5 separate regions of the Homo sapiens genome follow, and all the other regions are linked to region 2. A link is a loop called in an ENCODE intact Hi-C map of the cell type or tissue named here. Cell type or tissue: PC-9. All regions are shown on one strand. Region 1 has its middle 5.5 kb from the start of MIR183. Region 2 overlaps UBE2H (ubiquitin conjugating enzyme E2 H). Region 3 has its middle 51 kb from the start of MIR183. Region 4 overlaps UBE2H (ubiquitin conjugating enzyme E2 H). Region 5 overlaps UBE2H-DT (UBE2H divergent transcript).

What was found. Hi-C counts contacts between places; a loop is a spot of excess contacts. Peaks named below come from ENCODE experiments on the same cell type or tissue, not always from the same donor. Only the 100,000 strongest peaks of a DNase experiment are listed, where the experiment ranks them.
Region 1: a loop joins it to region 2, with 4 times the contacts of the local background. A loop is called at or near these places in 3 of 110 quality-filtered maps.
Region 3: it touches region 2 in a loop (5-fold over the local background); 62 of 110 quality-filtered maps call a loop at or near these places.
Region 4: a loop joins it to region 2, with 2.8 times the contacts of the local background. A loop is called at or near these places in 44 of 110 quality-filtered maps.
Region 5: a loop joins it to region 2, with 12 times the contacts of the local background. A loop is called at or near these places in 30 of 110 quality-filtered maps.

Annotation. Positions count from the first base shown.
Region 1 is chr7:129,778,547-129,782,546 of GRCh38, forward strand. No RefSeq gene overlaps it. Among named protein-coding and RNA genes, the nearest start is that of MIR183, 5.5 kb to the left of the region's middle. RefSeq lists silencers at 937-1,066, 1,217-1,296, 1,357-2,156 and enhancers at 1,777-2,622, 3,469-4,000. In PC-9, no CTCF peak of the experiment used is centred here; DNase peaks (open chromatin) are centred at 1,475 and 1,815; H3K4me3 peaks cover 3,239 bases; H3K27ac peaks cover 1,458 bases.
Region 2 is chr7:129,946,919-129,950,918 of GRCh38, forward strand. The region is part of intron 1 of UBE2H (ubiquitin conjugating enzyme E2 H); the gene reads right to left. Among named protein-coding and RNA genes, the nearest start is that of UBE2H, 4.0 kb to the right of the region's middle. RefSeq lists enhancers at 1,829-2,402, 2,403-2,974, 3,753-3,802. In PC-9, no CTCF peak of the experiment used is centred here; DNase peaks (open chromatin) are centred at 1,553, 2,223 and 2,553; H3K4me3 peaks cover 2,605 bases; H3K27ac peaks cover 3,592 bases.
Region 3 is chr7:129,823,899-129,827,898 of GRCh38, forward strand. No RefSeq gene overlaps it. Among named protein-coding and RNA genes, the nearest start is that of MIR183, 51 kb to the left of the region's middle. RefSeq lists silencers at 1,309-1,358, 1,429-1,508, 1,809-2,158 and an enhancer at 2,479-2,528. In PC-9, CTCF peaks have their summits at 890, 1,091 and 1,954; DNase peaks (open chromatin) are centred at 1,213, 1,843 and 2,563; H3K4me3 peaks cover 2,096 bases; H3K27ac peaks cover 2,893 bases.
Region 4 is chr7:129,844,184-129,848,183 of GRCh38, forward strand. The region is part of intron 5 of UBE2H (ubiquitin conjugating enzyme E2 H); the gene reads right to left. Among named protein-coding and RNA genes, the nearest start is that of MIR183, 71 kb to the left of the region's middle. RefSeq lists an enhancer at 1-130. In PC-9, no CTCF peak of the experiment used is centred here; DNase peaks (open chromatin) are centred at 1,438 and 1,968; H3K27ac peaks cover 3,939 bases.
Region 5 is chr7:130,007,596-130,011,595 of GRCh38, forward strand. UBE2H-DT (UBE2H divergent transcript) reads left to right here. Exons shown (of 4, transcript XR_007060520.1): 3 at 1,281-1,506. Among named protein-coding and RNA genes, the nearest start is that of ZC3HC1, 42 kb to the right of the region's middle. RefSeq lists enhancers at 1,009-1,088, 1,189-1,258, 1,346-1,845, 1,642-2,841. In PC-9, CTCF peaks have their summits at 3,409 (motif pointing left) and 3,616; DNase peaks (open chromatin) are centred at 1,566, 2,506, 2,916, 3,446 and 1 weaker place; H3K4me3 peaks cover 924 bases; H3K27ac peaks cover 3,871 bases.

The DNA.
Region 1 (4,000 bases), 170 kb before region 2:
GAGCCCAGGTCCGAACCGAGAGCCGCGCGGGGAATGTGGGGGTCGAGGCTGAGAGCTGGGCTTGGGGCAGGTTCCTTTGCGTTCGCTCAGGCCACGATGAGGCCACTAGGACAGATTTCTCCGAAGGCTCGGCCTCGGATCAGAGATCCGCCGACTCGGTGCCCATCGGTCGGGCTCACTGGGTGACAGGTAGAGGGTGATGCGCACCCGTAGAGCTGAGTGACCCGGCCCGAGAATCCGCCACCTGGCTCGCAGGATTTTCGCCCTCAGGAGCTTTGCGAAGACGGGCGCAAACCTGGGAGGCGCCGCCGCACCTTGCCTGTGGGGGTGGGGAGGTCGATTACGGCACCGCCCGCCCTCGGCCCTAATCGCTCAGAGCCGGCCTCAGTGCCCCTGCCCCCGGCGGGTATTACTGTACACGGTGTCCGGGAGCCCGGGTTGGAAGAGCAAACGAATGGCTCAGCCTGGAGGACACCGTGGAATCGGGCGACCCCTGACCCCGGGTGACACCCTCACTGCCCATAGTCCTGGGATGCGCTGACCGGTGAGGCGCCAGAGGCAAGCCGTCCAGCCGCCGATCTTGGGGAAGGGCTGGGAACCTGGGTGCCACTAGCGCTATTAACAGGAATGGGGCAGTTGAGGGCGGGGAACGGTGTCTCATTCGCGTGCGCCGGGGTTCCCGGGATGAGTGGCCGCGAAGTGGAGGCACACGGGAGGTCTGAGAGCCGCTTTCCCCCAGAGACTGGGCGGGGCGGCTCCGGGCCACGGAAGCAGCCTCGAACCAGCCGCGCAGCCCTGACAAGACGCTGGAGGGGCCAGCTCCGGGGCCCCGGCGCTCTCCGCAGCCCCCTCCCAGCCTGGCGCTTCCGCCTGAGCCCACCAGGGCGGCGAAACGCAGCCCGACCCCAGCCAAACTCCTCGCGGGTAGGCACCTCGCAAGCACCGGCCGCACTCGGACCGCAGCCGCTCCCGCCCCCGCCCCCGCCCGGGAACAGCGCTGGGCGCTGGGCAGACGCCACTGGCGGACCCGGGACCCAGGCGCCCCGTGGGCGCCTCCGCCTGAAGGCGCGGAAGAGCGAGTAGGCACTGCCGCGTCATCCCCGAAAGCCAGCTGCGCCGGGACTTCTGCCCTGCACCCGGGTTCTAGTGCGGCCGGTCCCGGGCGCCCGCCTCCGCCTCCTCTACTGAGCCCCGCTCTGGCTCCGCCCGGCCCGCCCCCCCGCTCCCGGCCCCAGACACTCACCTGCGCCGGCTCCAGGCTGGGCGCACAGCCGCCTCTCAGCTCCGCGCGGAGTCCACACCAGAGAAGCCAGGCAAAAACGGCCCCGGTTTGGAAAGAGCCGCATGGACGGAGCTTGAAGCGCGCCCGGCCCGGGCCCAAACCTCCGCTGCCCCGCGAGAGGGGGCGGCGCCGGAGCGCCGAGCCCAGCGGGGGAACAAAGGGGAGCCGGGACCCGGCCGCGCGCTTCCTGGGTGTCGGGTGACAGGTCTGCCGGGGAAGGCCCCGGCCCGGCCACCTGAAGAGGAGCCGCCTCCGCGCTGCAGGCGGGGGAGGTCCAGAGGGGTACCTGGGCCCGAGGACCGGAAGAACAGGGGGCGCGGGCTGCCCGGACCGCGCGGCTGGACGGAGGCCCTGCGGCTCCGGCACGGCTGCGCGGGGGCTCGACGGAGTGCACAGAGAATGACTCCAGGAGGGTTTTACCGCCCCCCGCCCCGGGCCCCGCCCGCCCCTCGCGCAGCGCCATTGGCTCAGGTGCCGCGAGGCGGGGAGGGGCAGGGGGCGGGCCGGGGATGATTCACCTTGAATGTGGCTCCGGTTGGTGCGCGGCGCAGGGCACGCCCGTCCGGGACTGCGGAGACGCCGGGAGCCCCGCCTGCTTGCCCAACCCGGCCGGGTCTGGCCCCAAGGGGTCCCGTCGCCCGCCTTCTATCCCCGCCTCCTGCCCTCGGGCTAGGGTGCCGCTAGCCGAGGTGCGCCCGGACGCCCTGCCACCCCAGCGCCCTCTGAGCCCGGAGCTAGCCGAGGTGTGTGTGGCGTGGCGTGCTTGGAAATCCGACCCTGGGAGGGGGGAGGGGAAGTGCGTTGGGAGCTGGGGCGCACCGTAGGGCCACTGGACGATCTCTGCAGTCTCCCCGCAGAAAGGTGCTCAAGGCTGACCTGTCTCAGGGGGCGCACCCGGACCCAGGGGCGCAGGGCTGGAATGGGGACAAGGGGCCTCCATGTCCTCACACGCCCACCCTCGGCCAGTTCTGCGGCCTCACAGGTGTCTGGCCACCGCTGCCGCCGCCGCCGGGAACAAAGGCTGTCTGTCCCAAGAGAGGGAGGGGGAGGGGAGCCGCCCCCCAGACCCGTTCCCATCTCCCCCTCCCCCCACTGCGACAGTGGCTCCCTCGGGAGGGGGCGGGGCCAGCCGGGGCTGGGGCGCGGACGCGGATTAGATCCTTCTCAACCGTCCTTTGGTCTGACACCACCCGGAGCATTCAGAAGGGACCGGGGGGCAGGGGCTAGGTCCTCCAAGCTGTCAGCGTTGGGGTGGCCTCTTCCTTCTTCCCCAGCATCCTGAGCACCGGAGCGCCCCCTCCCTCCCTGCTGCTTTGGCTGCCCTTGGCAGTCCCAGCTCCGCCCCGCCCGGCCGCCCCAGACGGCAACGGCAGCTCAAAACCAGATTAAAATAAAACGTTAATCCGCCCTTCTCCTTTTTAGCTTCTAGTTCTTCCCAATCGACCCCCGCAGATCTGGCACCCTAGAAGCCCCTGTAAAATGAGGGTGGTGCTTAGCCTATGCTCCCACCAAACCTAACCCTTGCACTTGAAGACCGTTAACACCTTGTCTTGGGCTCGAGCAAAAGAAGGGGGTGAGGCAGTGGAAGCGGGGCCCGGGAAATCTATAGTTTCCCCACCCCCAGCTCCTGCCGAGCCGGGAGGGGCCAAGGGTGACGGCAAGGATACGAACCCTTCAATATGCCCGACTCCCGGGCAGGGCCTGCTGAAGCCGTAGATGTCGCAGCCAGATGGATCGGGAAGCAAGATTCCCACCCCAGGTGGATAACTGGACGAGTCTCAGGGCCTCGGGGCCCCTCTCCCCATGCAGCCAGGGATGGGCACGGTGAGCGAGAACCCGGACAGCGGAGATAATGAGCACGTCACAGAGCCCAACGGGCCAAAAGGGGGTGATAGCTCCACATTAACCCCTCCCCGTCCTACTAGCATTCCCCCGCCCATCTAGGTCGCCTCGAGCCTCCCTGGCTGTCTCTGCACCCGCGCCCTACCTGGTCCTCAGACCCATGCGATGCTGGGCAACCCGGGCCGGGTGTGCCCAGGACCGCAAAGCGGGAAGCGCAGGCCTTGCGGACTGCGAGTGGCCCCCGCGGCCTGCTGCTCCCCTTTATAACGCGCGCCCCGCCCCCCGCGCTCCGGGCGCCCCGCCCTGGCCCATTCACCTGCTGTCGAGAACCAGACACCGCGCAGCAGAAAGCTAGCCGCTGGGCCGCGAGGTCCGGCCGTCGGAGCGGGCGGGGCTGGGGCGCCGCCGAGACAGATCCGATTTCCACCTTTTCTTAAATGCGCTGCTGAAAGTCGAGAAGGCCCCGGCCGGGGAGCTCGCGTCGCTTCCTCCCCCCTCAGCTCCCCTCGCACCCTGAGTCCCCCAGCCCCACTCCGGGAGGGGCCGCGAAACTGCACCCGCAAGGGCCTCATACATATTTTAAGGAGCAGGCCAGGCAGGTAACCGGAGCTGGACTCGGACGGTGAGGGGGCGGCCCCCGGGGACCTGATACCCTGGATCCCTTACGGCTCAGGGCTCAGGCGGGGGAAGAGGTGGCTCAGGACGACCTGGGGTCCTCACTTTGCTGGCCTGTCCAGCGCATCCTAAGCCCGCGTGTATCCTACCCCCTCCTTCTGCAGATCCAATGTCCGTCTGGCAATTGCCCCATTCCCTCTCGCTGGAGAGATCCCTTCCGCCTCGCCACAGGCGTCCCACGCTGCCCGGAGTCGTGCGCCC
Region 2 (4,000 bases):
GGATTACATGCCTAAAAATCCAATGATTCTTGGAACCATCAAATCTGTTAAGACTGAAAAGAATACCAATGTTTAAATATATCTATAAAATGCAGGTCAAGGGGCTAAGAAAATTGCAACACTAGAAAACCAACAAACTTAGGTTGTTCTAACATACATACACAAATACAGGAGGGACGTTTATGGGTCACATCTGCGAAACATTTTTTCCCAAAAAGCTGAATTTTTAGGCTTGCGTGTAATTTACTAGAACTGCACTGCAGGAATCAGATGTTCTGAAGCTGTGAATGCTTACTCATGTAGGTTCCTGCCTAACCAAAATAAGTACCAGTATGTTATATTTGTCACCAAAATCTAGGCAGGGAAGACAAATTCAGAACACTGAGAGTTGCCAAATCTTTAACTTTTAGCTTGAAGACCATAAAGCTGTGCCAACTTTCATCTCATCATCTCACTAAAACAGAGTCCACTGGAAATAAAGAGGCAAACCACAGGTTCCCAATTGACACTAGAACTAGTTAAAAGATTTAGGGAACTGTCTACCCTTTGAACACAAATTAAAGAGTAACAAAGACTACTAACTTAGGGATAGAGTAACTACTGATTAACAGCAAAATACCAAAGTTAAGTCAAAGACAAATGGCTACATATTTTAATATTTTAGTTTTGAAATTTTTTTAAACAGGTGTACAGATCCCCATATACATCCTAGCACACAAAATTCATTTTAACCTTTCTATTCCTTGAAAAGTCCACTCTAAGTAAATACAAGTTACTCAAAAAGGCACTACACACAGCAATGACCTAACACAGCCTGTCCTTTCCGACTAAAAAAGTTTTAACTAATTGCATAAGCACCATGACCACCCATACTGAATTTTTCACTACTAAACTCCCAGCACAATGCTGGCACAAAGCAAGTACCCAAACATATGAGGATTTTTTTTTTTTGAGATAAGAGTCTTGCTCTGTCGTCCAGGCTGGAGTGCAATGGTGTAATTTAGGCTCACCACAACCTCCGCCTCATGGGTTCAAGCTATTCTCGTGACTCAGCCTCCCAAGTAGCTGGGACTACAAGCCCGCACCATCACGCCTGGCTAATTTTTTATATTTTTAGTACAAGTACATACGGGGTTTTGCCATGTTGGCCAGGCTTGTCCCGAACTCCTGACCTCAGGTGATCTGCCCGCCTTGGCCTCCCAAAGTGCTGGGATTACAGGCATAAGCCACTGTGCCAGCTTTTTTTTTTTTTTAATTAAGAGAGTCTTGCTCTGTTGCCCAGGCATGAGTGCAGTGGCATGATCTTAGCTCACTGGACCCTCAAACTCCTACACTTAGGTGATCCTCCCGCCTCAGCCTCCCAAAATGCTGGGATTACAGGTGTGAGCCACCACACTTGGCCACATCTGAGGTTTTGAATTTGTTAGAGAAAGCTTCTGAAACCCTAAAGCAGACACCAACGATTCTGTAAAATTAACTCAGGCCGTTTTAATGTAAGACACCGTCCCTTTCTATCACACTTGACGCTTTCTTAAGGGAAGCTGACATTTCTGCCATACTTTGGAATCCCTGCAAATGAGTCAGTTAAGTGCATTTAAAGTGGCATGCCCTGGGCCAGGTGCACTGGGCTCACACCTGTAATTCCAGCACTCTGGGAGGCCAAGGCAGGAGGAAGATTTGAGGCCAGGAGTTGGGAGGCCAGCCTGGTAACCTAGTCAGACCTCGGTCTCTACAAAAAATGTAAAAATAAATAAGGGGGGGATCCTATTACTGAACTCCCTCTGAAAAGAAGAATCATTGAAAACTCTTGGTATTGTAAGTTACAAAATTGTACATATGGTGTATGCCGGTCCCCATTATTATCCGATCTACTTTTCTGATTTAACCTTAATTTTTCTAAACATTTCTTGTACTCTAACAGGTCAGGTTTTCCTCTTCTCTTTTTACCCCTCGAAAACACACTTGTTCCTGTAACACCACTCAGAGGGCCTCCCCAGCCCCCACCTCTTTTGTATATAAACACACTCTCTTGTCACATACTCCATCAGCTGTTTGGTAGCTCCTCCCCTCCTCCTTTTCCGGGTAGTAACAGGGCGGCCAATGAGCGCTGAGGAGCGGTGCCTGCGGCCTTTTGCCTGCATACGCTTTTCCAAAACAAGCAGCTCTAGCCTTCAGCAGGGGCCACTGGTTCACAGATGAAAGGATCACCAGGGCTGTGCAACAGGGTGAGACGAGTAACCCCCACCAACAAGGAAACCCGTGTAATCTGAGCTGTTTGTTCCTCCACCAGGGAGAACTTAAACCGATATTCCTTTAGGGCAAATCACGCTTTAAGGTCACCAGAGCCCCAGCTCTCAGACAATCTAAATAATCAGCTGGTTGGAGGTGGAAACCTCAAAGGTTGCCAGGCTCTGGGCAGCACAGATCACCAATCTACCTGACTTTGCAAACAAATGGCCGCACTATTCGAGACTATTCCATAGGATCTGGGCTAACTGCAAGGTTTTTTTACTGGGACACATTCCTAAAGGATCCAAAAGTCATGTAAATCAGTTTCTAGGCTCCTGGGGAGGTTTGCACAACCCTTAGCAAAGGATCAGAAGAGAAACAATGAATGAGTCAGAGTTTCAGAACATAATCACCCAGCAGATTATTAAGTGCATTGGTGCAAAACACTCACTCCCTGCATAACTTGGGAGTCAGCTCTCCTACCAACCCGTCACAAAAGAAATATCACTGACTCCAAACAACAACCAGAGACGGTGTCTCCAAAAGAACCGAGCGAGGTGGTGGAAGGCAGCGGCCAATTAGTTACACATCCTCTTCTCTCCCTACCCCCACACTGCTACTTTCCTACTATATAGGTTCCCTGCCAGGCTGTAAATCGTGGTGGTATAATTACGCTCAGGAGACATCCAAAAATGGGCTGAAACAGGAGACTGCAAGGAAACCAGCTATCGCCCCCCACACCAAAGAAATCATCAAGGGGCATGGGGGGCAAGAAGTGCATTCCTTCAGACCTTTTCTTCCTACTTCCTCTCCACCATCTTTCTCAACCCCCAGCCTTTTCACACAATTGTACTCATTTTAGTAGAGGGCTGGGGAATTTTTCCTTAAATTTTCTGCTAAATATACCTTACTCAAAAATTGTTGGCTCCATTTGGGCCTACTGATCTGTGAATTCAACAGAGAAAGGAGGACACAAAATCTCTCACCTACACAACACACACAAAAGGAAATCCGAAACATTTTAACTTCCAAACTCCATTATACCAGAAAATAAACACGAAACAAAGATAACCTCTGGCTTTTAAATCTCGAAACTGTTATCCTCCTATCTCAGATCTACAATTTTAAAGCGCCTCTGCTTTCTTTTGTCAGAAAGGAAGGAAGGTGGGGAAAGAACAGAAGGCCAATGCATCTTTGCCTTTCTTCATCTTCTACTAAAAATAAGCTATGAAATAAGCCACTTAGGGGGAGAAAAAAAAGACACCCTGCTGTTCTTTGTCTGTTTTCCTCTCCCTCTCCACCCCCCACACCCCGACTCCTAAATGCGGTAATCATTCTAGATGCCACAACTACTAAATGAACAAAAGGCACTGTATGGAAAAGGCATCAGGTCAAGTTAGGCCCCCCTCTTTATCCTCAATCTTTTAAAAATATGTCTATGTACATAATTTGAGACTCTGACAACGATCACAAACAGCTGGAATTGTCTCCCCACTCCATCCCAATTAAACATTAGGTAGAAATTCGCATTAGGTGTGACAGTAACTCTCAATTCAAGATAAAAATAACTCAGATGCTGCCACTATGTCATTTCCTAGTTTCTAAACAAAAATAAAACCCGAAACTGCTTTGTGTAAAATGTACACACAGTCATAGTTACAAGTTTTCCTGCAGCCTTATGAAAAGCCAACATTACTGGTATCATTCACACATTTACAAAACAATCACAGCCACAAACAGCTCATAAAGAGTTGATTTCACTTGCGCCTGA
Region 3 (4,000 bases), 120 kb before region 2:
GGTGGTGGGCGCCTGTAATCCCAGCTACTCTGGAGGCTGAGGCTGGAGAATCGCTTGAACCTGGGAGGTGGAGGTTGCAGTGAGCCAAGATCGCACCACTGCACTCCAGCTTGGATGACAGATGAGACCCTGTCTCAAAAAAAAAAAAAAAAAAAAAAAAAAAAAAAAGGAGCTGTCGGCTGAGAGATGAGCACCTTTTCTCTGGAGCTCCAGCCACTGTATTGAACCATGAGGTGGCCTTCCAAATGGAAGTCAAAGCTAGAATGACAGACAGAAAGAATAGGAAACGAATTTCCCATTCTATTCTTATTTCCAGTCTTTATTATAGAATCATTTAAGATTAGGTTTAGTTGTAATAAGTAGAAAATTAAAAAATTTATAGCAGTGCCTTAAATATGCTACAAATTATTATTATTATTTTTTGAGACAGGGTCACGTTCTGCAGCCCAGACTGGAGTGTAATGTCACAATCTTGGCTCACTGCAGCCTTAACCTCCTGGGCTCAAGTGGCTCTCACACCTTAGCCTCTCTTGTGGTTGGGACCACAGACGTGTGCCATCACGCTGGGCTGATTTTTACATTTTTTGTAGAGACGGGTCTCCCTATGTTGCTCAAGCTGGTCTGGAACTCCTGGGCTCAAGTGATCCTCCTGCCTCGGCCTCCTAAAGTGTTGGGATTACAGGCGTGAGCCACTGTGCCCGGCCTATTTTTCTATCTCACATAAAACTAGTTAAGAGATAAGCAGTATGGGGAAAATACAGTGGTTCCAAAAAACCACAGACTATTAGGTATCTATTGCTGCATAATGGATTACACCCAAAACTTAGAACCTTAAAGCAGCAAACCCGCATTCCCATCTATTTCCCAGTTTCCAAGGGTCAGGAGCCCGGGAAGCTGCTCTCAGGCTGCTGCGGCTCAGGATCGCTGATGAGGCCTGCCGCAGCCATTCTCAGCTGCACCGGGTCCGGGCATCCACAGCCGGCTCACGCGCTGGTGGTCGCCAAGCCTCAGCTCTTGCTGGCTGTTGGTTCAGGGCTTCGGTTCCCAGCCAGGTGGGGCTCTCCAAAGGAGAGGGCAGCTCAAAACAACCCGCTGGCTTCCCCCAGAGCAAGTGATAGGAGACAGGAAGAGGGAGCTAGAGAGAGCCCTGAAGGTGGACGTCGCAGTCTTCACTCAATCAATCTCCGCAGGGAACGCCCTGCAGGCCCAGGTATCCTTCCGGTCCCTTCCTCCTGCCCCTGTGCTCCAGATCCCCCAGGCTCCAGCCCTGCAGCCCGAGCCCCACCCACTATCCTCGCCTCCCGCCCTGCCGCTCGGCCCTCCCGCTTCAGGTCTCTGTCTCTCCCTTTCTCCCTTCCCCTCTCTCTGTATCCTTTACTTTGTGCCTCTGATGCCTGACCTGGCCCCAAGCCAGCACCCCACCATCCCACCCTCTTCCCACCCTGCCCCCCGGCCACGTGCCCCCGGGCCAGCCAGAACGCTGACCCCTCCCCCTGAGTCCACTCCCCGCTCCCCGCTCCCCGCACAGCCCGGGCCACGCCCTACCCGGGTGCCCTCCCTTTACCCAGCTCCTTCCCATCCAGCCGGGTCCTGATCCAGCCCCCTGCTCCAGGATGCCCCCTCCTAGCGGTGTGTGAGGCTTTCATGACCCTTCTTCCTCCTTTCCCGACAGATCAGCGGGGGAGGTGGGCTGAGCCGCCCCTCTCGTCGTCACCCCTGCCTTGGCCGCCCAGCCGTGCTGGGAGAGTTTGGTGGCCGTGGCTGGCACTGCGGCAGTGCCCATGTCAGCTCTGGCGCCTCTACCGAACTCCCTGTTTTGGGGGCTCTTTCCCTACCAGGGTCACGTCGATGAGGAATCTACGTCCCTCCCAGCCCGGTTCCCACCTCTCAGGTGGGGCAGATGCCAGAGGCCTCCCGGGTCCACGCCCGCGGGCCACTTGGACCGCCCTGCCCCGGCCAACCCCGCCCCACCCAGACTCCCGCCCGCGAGCGGGTGCCGAAGCACGAAGCACGTACGCCCCCTGGTGGCCGTGGCGGGGACTGCCGCGCGGACTCCGCAGCCCCGCCCCACCCCGCCCGCCCAGCCCAATCCCACCCGCTCCGCCCTGCTCGCCCCTGCCTGCTCACCTACTGGGCTGCGCTGTCCACGCCTGGAGCCCGGGCAGCTTCAGTTCCGCGGAGGACAGGTGTAACCCACAGAGTGATTCCTTTACCGGGGCCTGCTAGGCTCCGGCCCACGAGGCAGGACTGGCGGCGTTCTCACGTCCTGGAAGTCAAGGCCCCAAGGGGACCGAGGCGCTGCCCAGGCTCCCCTGACTGCCAGCTCCGGCCTGGCCACCCAGTCCGCCCCCAGGGACCGGACTGGGTGCGCCGTCCACCCTTCCAGTACCTGGAACATTCTCCGCGGATTGGGAGGTTCTGGGTTCTGCCCTAGATTCCCAAGCAAAGTTGCTCCTTTGCTCTTGTCACTTGCCAGCTTCGTGGTTTTTGTTTTTTGTTTTTGAGACGGAGTCTCGCTTTGTCGCCCAGCCTGGAGTGCTGTGGCGCAATCTCGGCTCACTGCAACCTCTACCTCCCCAGGTTCAGGCGATTCTCCTGACTCAGCCTAGCTGGGATTACAGATGTGTGCAACCATGCCCGCATAATTTTTGTATTTTTAGTAGAGACGAGGTTTCACCATGTTGGCCAGGCTGGTCTCGAACTCCTGACCTCAAGTGATCCACCTGTCTCGGCCTCCCGAAGTGCTGGGATTATAGGCGTGAGCCACCGCGCCAGGCCTGCTTCTCTAAAGATCCCTGCAGCACGGAGAGGCTGCTAGGGCCCGTGCTTCTGAATAGGTAGCCAGCTGTGGCTATTGATTATCACATTTTTCGTGGTATATAATTTTAATTAATTTTTAATTTTAAAACAAGTGTAAATTGTTCTGCAAAACAACTTTGTTTTGTAGGACTATGCGGCACTTTAAATATTGAAAGTGTAGCGTCCAAATTGAGATGTGCTTTGTGAAATACCCCCTGGATTTCAGAGTTAGCACAAAAATAACGAATCGAAACTATCTCATTCCTTTACTGTGAATTACATGCTGAAATTTTTGTTTGTTTTTTGAAACAGAGTCTCACTCTATTGCCCAGGCTGGAGTGCAGTGGCGTCATCTCGGCTCACTGCAATTTCTGCCTCCCAGGTTCAACTGGTTCTCCTGCCTCAGCCCCCTAAGTAGCTGAAATTACAGGTGCCTGCCACCATGCCCGGCTAATTTTTGTATTTTTAGTAGAGTCGGGGTTTCACCATGTTGGCCAGGATGATCTCTATCTCCTGACCTCAGGTGATCCACCCGCCTCAGCCTCCCAAAGTGCTGGGATTCAGGAGTGAGCCACGGCGCCCGGCCTCACACTGAAGTATTTTTGATATATTGAGTTAAATGAAACATTTAACCTTTTTTAAAAAACGTGGCTACTAGAATGTTTTTAATGATAAATGTAGATCACATTCTATTTCTATATTTCTGCACTAGGAAGTGGGTTTGAGTTAAATCTAGTTTTATTTTCTGACCGTACTGCAGGTACCGGAGGTTGGGGAAACCATTGTCAGTGGAAATGGGGATGTGTATGGGGAAAGGTCCTGATCCTCAGAGACCACGCCCATAGAGTGAGCCCTGGGCAGGAGGTCAGCCAGGGAGCATCTCATAGGGCCCAGGCAGCATGAGGTTCACACAGACATAGGTACCCACAGCCCCAGCGGGCATTGGGGGCAGGCACTGAGCTTGGCACAGCATGATTCTTGGAAAGAACACGTATGGATGGCCTGAAGACCCAGGTTCTAGCATGGTTATGCCACTGTGTGACTAAGCCACTTGGCACAGCACAAGCAGTTAATGTCCTGTTCTACTCACCGAAGGGCTCACTGCAGTGAGCGAGACTCGCGAGGGGAAGCCCTCTTCAGCCCTGCCCATGGTGGTCCTCTCTGGAGGAGGGCATGTTTCTGGAATCCTGATTTGTTACCA
Region 4 (4,000 bases), 100 kb before region 2:
AGAAAAGGAAACACATGAGGCCCAGTTTTGGGTGAAGATGACAACTTCGGGAGGCCAGGATGTGATGGCTCTGCCATCTTAAAGCAATAAGGCCTTCCTGCAAGTGGCTAACACAGTGATTACTCCTAAGGGTGCTTCTGAAAGGAGCATCTCTCAAATGTGCAGATGTGCAGAAAGTCTTCTTTCAAGATAAATACACTGGCAGAGAAGACTAAAACTATAAATCAAGAATAAAATAAAGATACTCATCTGTAGAAAAATAAAGAACACTTTTTCCCTAGATTTTTGTTAATGATAAAACGATAAAAATGTGTCGATAATAATAACGATAAAAATGTGTCAGTTCAAAGATCTTTATCTAAAAACATTAACCTTCAATTTTTTTAAAGGAAGAGAGCCAGATACAGTTGACCTAAACCTGTAGAGTACAGTCAGCCGACCCCATTTCCGCCTGTCTTAACTTTTAAAGGAAGTCCCAAGATTCCTGAGTATATGGTTTATGATGAGCAAACAGCTCTTACTTTTGCCTTAGACTCAATTAGAACCAAAATGTGGTTCATTAGCACTGACTCTTCAGTCTGATCTTACATTAATGTTAAAATTATAACACTCATATCTCAGTTTAGGCATATAATTTATATTCATATTTACTATTTAAAAACAGGCTGGGCACAGTGGCTCATGCCTGTAATCCTAGCACTTTGGGAGGCCGAGGCAGGTGGACTGCCTGAGGTCAGGAGTTTCACACCAGCCTGGCCAACGTGGCAAAACCCTGTCTCTACTAAAAATACAAAAAATTAGCCAGGCGTGGTGGTGGGCACCTGTAATCCCAGCTACTTGGGAGGCTGAGGCAGGAGAATTGCTTGAACCTGGGAGGCAGAGGTTGTAGTGAGCTGAGATTGTACCACTGCACTCCAGCCTGGGCAATGGAGTGAGACTCCCAAATCATAAACAACTTATCATCAAAAGTAGCATCACTTAGTCTAGAGCAGTGGTTCTGGGCTAAGTCTAGGTCCTGCTTGTCCATCACAATTACCTGTGGAGTTTTTCCAAAAACTTGCTTAGCATCCTAAGGTTGCAGCTTCATACCTACCCCAGGGCTTCTGGTTTAGGACTGGATGGGATCTGTATGTGTGTGATACAGACATCTGTGTGCAAAATGCACAGGAAATACTACCTGGCCCATGATCCCCTATCCCCAAAGAATAGACGGGAAGGAAAGGGCCATTTGCTCGTAGGTTCTTTTTTGCAAGAAAATGTTCACCTCTAACAGCTCGACTCTGGTTTAGTGACATTCCCTGACCCTTCCCACTTTCTTTTCTGCACACTGCTGTTACCACTGTTATCTCTAGGCAGAGGTGTGCCAAACCACAGGCAGTCAAAAGCAGATCTGTTCTGGAGGGGAACTAAAGGGCCACTTTGGAGGAGAATGGGTATTAGAGGATGGTTAGAATCATCACCTAACACAATGTGGACATCTGGCAGAGAAAATTCCATTAGGCTGAACTGTCTCCAGCAAACAGAAAGCTGGCTCCTCAGTGGTGAACAACAGATGAAAAATCTAAAAGACCACAAGTCTAATCTCAGGCTTTCCACTGCCTTGCTCTTTGACCTTGGGCAGGTCTCTTCCTTTCTACATCTCAATTTCTTCACTGCAAAAGGAGAAGTATAACATTGCTATTCCTTACAGGGAAGTAACACACATTACTAAAAGTGACTATAAGATATACTTCAAATTGCACCAGAGAACTAAACTATTAATACAAATATGACATCCTCAAAGGGTAGACATTTCAGCTACCTGTATCCCTTAAAGAATATGTATTAATTAAAAAGAGTTACACTGAAAAAAATGTACCAATTCTTAAAGTAAAATTGCCCTATTCCAGGTGACTCACAATGAAATGGTGCAGGGCTTGAAGGAGAAAACACAAGAGGGGATGAATCACACATCTCATGTTTTATTCTTGGCTATTTATGAACCAGTGACCACAAGTTATTTCTTTTTCCTCTATTTCCTTTGAAATAAATGGAAAATTTCAAGCTGGGCAAGGTGGTTCATGTCTGTAATCCTAGCACTTTGGGAGGCCAAGGCAGGAAGACGGCCTGAGCCCAGGAGTTCAATAACAGCCTGGGCAACATAGGGAGATCCGGTCTCTACAAAATAATAATAATAATAATAATAATAATAATAATAATAATAATTGGGCATGGTGGCATGTGCCTGTGGTTCCAACTACTCAGGAGAGTAGGTGCTCAGTAGTTGCCGAGGTGAGAGGATTGCTCAAGTCAGGGGCAGGTGGATGGGTCGAGGCTGCAGTATGTTGTGATGCCACTGCATACCAGCCTGGGTGACAAAGCAAGACCCTCTCTCTACCACCCCCCACTCAAAAAAAAAATGTAATATACACTGCTTTCTGCAGGTTAAAATCCTGTGGATACCCAAACCTTGACATGCTCTGCCTCACTGGGAACCACAATTAGCACACAGGCAGTCATTTTGGAGACTTTTACCTAAATATTCTTCATTTGTTTTTCGGACTTAATACTGAAAAATACATGCTGTAACTCAGAAACCACCACCAAGTGGTGCCAAGTGCCAAGAACCATCAAAGCCATTCTTCCGTTCTCAATCCCACTTACCCCATCCCCTTTCTCCTTCTACTACCTGTCCCCCAGAAGCCCAACATCCTGTTAAAAACAAATAACAAAAAACTTATCGGGAAAGACATCAGCATCCTGCACAGCGGCTCAAATTCTGTGGCATTTGCATTTTAAGAATTAGCTTTGTACACTGTTACCCCGGGAAGCCGTCATCCTATAATTATTATTATTATTATTATTATTATTTTTTGAGACGGAGTCTCGCTCTATCTCCCCAGGCTGGAGTCTCGCTCTATCTCCCCAGGCTGGAGTGTAGTGGCACAATCTCAGCTCACTGGAACCTCTGCCTTTTGGGTTCAAGCAATTCTCCTGCTTCAAGCTCTAGAGTAGCTGGATTACAGGTGCACGCCCAGCTAATTTTTTGTATTTTTAGTAGAGACAGCGTTTTGCCATGTTGGCCAGGCTGGTCTCGAACTCCTGATCTCAGGGTGATCCATCCACCTCAGACTCCCAAAGTGCTGGGATTACAGGCATGAGCCACCGCGCCTGGCCATCCTACAATTTTAAAGGAATAAGTCTACTGGGTGTGGTGGCTTGTACCTGTAATCCCAGTTACTCAGGAGGCTAAGGAGGGAGGATCACTAGAGCCCAGGAGTTTGAAGTTACAGTGAGCTATGATCACAACTACTACACTCCAGCCTGGATGACACAGTGAGACCCAGTCTCTCTTTTTTTTTTTCCAGAGACAAGTTCTATGTTGCCCAAGCTAGTCCCAAACTCCAAGGCTCAAGTGATCCTCTTCGCCTTGGCCTCCCAGTGCTGGGATTACAGGCGTGAGCTACCATGCCCAGCTGAGGCCCAGTCTCTTTAAATAAAAAAGAAAGAAAGAAAAATAAGAAGTCTATGTTGGTAACTACCAAATCCATATAACTGGTCCTTCATATGTCTAGTCTTGTAGTCTTATCAAACTTTACATGTCTAAGATTATTTTCCTGAAAACCCATTCCCTTCACCTAATGAAGGGAGTAGGTTGACTCTAACGCCCTGGCTCTCAGGCTCCAAGCCTCTGGAAGGAATCTGGCTAGGTGTTCTTCCTTTCTTCCATGTACTCACTCAGTTTCCCAGAAATGTCTCTAGTTTTTCTTTTATTTCCCCTGGCATGTAACTATGTCAAAACCAATATATCATTCCAGCCCTGGATCAGGGCAGCCATCTACTAAATGGCCTTAAAGGCTCTATACTCTCGCCTTTGTAATCAGAGAAAGTTTCCTTAAAACAATCACTTAGGTCATTTCCCACAAACAATAAGTTCCTCTTGCCCTCAATCAAAATTCTGCAACCTGGAGAACTGCTTGAACTCGGGAGGTGGAGGCTGCGGTAAGCCAAGATCACGCTG
Region 5 (4,000 bases), 61 kb after region 2:
CAGGCTCCCTATTCCAGCTCGGGCCTCCCCAACGCCAGGTCACCACCTCGTGCTGAGCACTGAGCACACATAGCTTGCATATCCCAAGTCCCCTAGGACAGTCTTCTTTTTTTTTTTTTTTGAGACAGAATCTCACTCTTGCTTAGGCTGGAGTGCAGTGGTACGATTTCGCCTCACTGCAATCTCCGCCTCCCAGGTTCAGGCGATTCTCCTGCCTCAGCCTCCTAAGCAGCTGGGATTACAGGTGCATGCCACCATGCCTGGCTAATTTTTGTATTTTTAGTAGAGATGGGGTTTCACTCTGTTGGCCAGGCTGGTCTCGAACTCCTGACCTCAAGTGATCTACTTGCCTTGGCCTCCCAGGATTACAGGTGTGAGCCACCACGCCCGGTCAGTACTGTTTTATGATGGCTCTTTAGTACTCCTTGGAGGAACAGAGCCACCTTCTTAGGCCTGTGGGATCACTACCTTAAAACACTGCTTCCTGTGCCTCCTGTCCCCACCCATGGGCGTCCCCTTCTGGCCTTCTTGGGTGCCCTTGCCAACTATGCCACAAATGGTCCCTCCAGTAGAAAGCCCCTCAAGGGCCAGAAGGGGCAGGGGACTTTCATTCTCATTTTTTACACCTTTTAAAAAAGTATTTTCTTTTTTTTTTTTTTTTTTTTTGAGACAGAGTCTCGCCTTGTCGCCCGGGTTGGAGTGCAGTGGCACAATCTCGGCTCACTACAACCTCTGCCTCCCAGGTTCAAGCGATTCTTCTGCCTCAGCCTCCCAAGTAGCTGGGATTACAGGCACACGCCACCATGCCCAGCTAATTTTTGTATTTTTAGTAGAAACAGGGTTTCACTATGTTGGCCAGGCTGGTCTCAAACTCTTGACCTCATGTGGCCCACCCACCCTGGCCTCCCAGAGTGCTAGGATTACAGACGTGAGCCACTGCTCCCGGCCTGAAAAAGTATTTTCTAATTTTATTAGTATTTTAAAACTTGGTACTGTGAAACATAGCACCTATTTTGTTCCTCATTTCACTTTGGAAAACCCCCAGGTTGAGTTAGTGGGAGTTGAGCCCAGTCACTGTTGACCGGCTGCATGGGCCTGGGCAGTGCTGAGACTTGGCAAGAGAGCCCAGGGCCCCCTGAGGACCAGTGGGGCACAGAGAGTGGCTACGGGTGTAGCATGGGATGGAGGAGAGGGAGAAGCTGCTGCCCGGTCCATCTCTGATTCGTGGAGCTGATTTTCCAAACACTCTAAGGCCTCGGTTCACATTCTGTTTCCCACAGAGGAGGCTCTGCGTCTCTGAACTGTTGTCAGGCCCCACCAGGCTCTTCACTGTTTGGAGCCAGATCTACGGAGCCAAACTGCCTTGACCTGCTTTCTGAGGAGGGGACAGGCAGCAAGTGCCGGACCTAGCCAGATTCAGCCCGCAGAAGGTGTTCCAGACTCCAAGCAGCCTGCTGGCCTAGCTCCAGGCCCAGGTGGCTGCAGACTCCACAATGGGTGACTCAGGTAAGCTGTGCTGGACAAACAAGCCAGTGTTCTCAGCCCAGCAGGGTGATGCCTGTCATAAGCTTTCCTGTCGTCATTGTACCGCCATTTCCTGAGGGTGGCCTTGCCAGGCCCGGAGCCAGGGTCCATGGAGACTGGTAGGAATGTGGTTATCTTGGTTTATGTCTTGTTGCCAAGGTGCTTCCCAATGCTTCTAAAGCTGGGCTTGGCGCTGATCCACCAGCACCTGTGCTGTCTGATGGTGGCATGGAGGCCGCTGGGCTGAAAGAGGCCTACTGAGACCACAGACAGTCTGGTGAGGAGATACTGGTATGTGTCTTTCTCATGATCCTAACACCTATAGTTTTGGTGCTCCCTTCCTTCAGGAGTCCCAAAAGACCAGGCAAGCTGGAGACACTTGGCCAGAGAGGCAACTGGGCTTAAACAGCCAGCTTAAACAAACAGCTACTATTTCCTGAGCACTTCTCATGTGCCAGGCACTGCTCTAAGCACTTCACATATGCCAATGAATTCTCAAAACATTCCTGTGACACAGCTACTAGTATTATCCCTAATTTACAGATGAGGAAGCTGAGGCTGAGTCATAGGTTCAGAAACACACAGCTGGTGACCAGTGAATCCAGGATCTGTACCCAGGCTATGGAACCTAGAGCCTGCTAGATCCACCTGCCAAGCTACCTGACCTAGAGCTGGTGTTTTTTTTTTTGTCCCCCTTTATTTTTCTTTTTTATAAACAAGGTGTCTTGCTCTGCCACCCAGACTGGAGTTCAGTGGTGCAATTATAGCTCACTGCAGTCTCGAACTCCTGGGCTCAAGCGATCCTCCCACTTCAGCCTCCCTAGTATAATGGGACTATAGGCACGTGCCACCACTTCTGGCTAGTGAGCTGGTGCTCCTAACTCTCACAGGGTACTGCCTCTCTTCTGCTCTGTCATGATGACTGTAGTGCAAGAAGGGGACTCAGCAAGAAGCCTCAGGATTCTAGGCGTGGCTCAGCCACAACCTGCTGTGTGATCTTGGCCTTCACTCCCCACTCTGGCCTTCAGACTCCTCAGGGATTAGACCAAGTAGTCTACAACTCTGCTTCCAGTTCTGTGGCTCTGACTCACGTGGAAACAGCAGTGGGGAAAGGCCCTATCCCTTAGCCCCACCGGAAGTGTCTACTGCTGATTACCAAGAACAGCCTCACGGGCTTTTGAGAAGGGCAGGGAGGATCAACTCCTGACCTGGTGACACTGATGGAGCAAAGCTGCTTCCCCACTCCACACCTCAGTTTCCCCACTCCTTCCAGTGGAGATAATGACCTCTGTGTGCTCAGTGCTACTGTGAGTCAGGGTTAATTAGCATTAGTCATAGACTTGGGAATCCTCACAAGAAAAGGGTCATCTGGTGGGTCTGGGCTGTGCCCTGGCTGTGATGAGACACCACTCATGCCCCTGTGAGTGTGTCATCATGCTTCATTAGTGGCTTGCCTAACTTTGCAGGTCGGCCCTGGGGTGGCCCAGCCCTGAGTGCGGGTGCTGAGATCAGCCAAAGGATGACACCTGGGGAGGGCTGCATGTGTCCCAGGGTGGCTGCCAATGGCTCACAGTCCCCTGGATTTCCCTTTCGGTTGACTTCCCATTCAATCGGGTTCTTATCATTGCTACTCGAGCCACTATTCCTGGATGCAAGGCCCCAACTCTGACCTTAAATTTAGAGGTTTTTTTTTCCTTCTCTGTCTCCTCAATAAATACCCATTCTCATTTCTGTCTCTCTGCTGACTGTTTCAATGCTTTCAGTTTCTTTCTGTTTCCATCACCGCACTTGGTAGAGCTTAAGTGGGGTTAGGGGAAAGACCCTGTAACAAAATAAGGACAAAGTAAGAATGATGATGTCTTGTGTTGGCAAGTCCAGCTAGGTAAGCCAGAAGTGGAACATGGGGGACATCTAGTGGCCGTAGTGGGTACTGCTAGCATTCTTGCCTGGCACCGAGGTCACATTCTTGAACTTTTTTTTTTTTTTTTTTTTTTTTTTTTTCTGAGACAGGGTCTTGCGCTATCTCCCAGGCTGGAGGGCAGTGGTGTGATCACAGCTCACGGCAGCCTTGACTTCCCAGGCTTAAGGGATCCTCGCACCTCAGCCTCCTGAGGAGCTGGGACTACAGGTGCACGCCACCACACCTGGCTTTTTTTTTTTTTTTTTTTTTTGGTAGAGACGGGGTTTCCCTATGTTGTCTACTCTGGTCTTGAACTCCTGGGCTCAAACAATCTGCCTGCCTTGGCCTCCCAAAGTGCTGGGATTACAGGCATAAGCCATCACGCCTGGCCTCATACCTGAACTTGATTCTCAAGTTGGCTACAGTGACTTGCCCCAGCTCTTGGAGACTTGGGAGATGGCACGATCCTTAGGAGGGGAGATTTTCTTATCACTTAATAGCTGATAAATTGCATTTCCCTTGACATCTGGTTTCTCTGGATCTACAGAAGAAAGGTCTCAGGCTGGGCACGGTGGC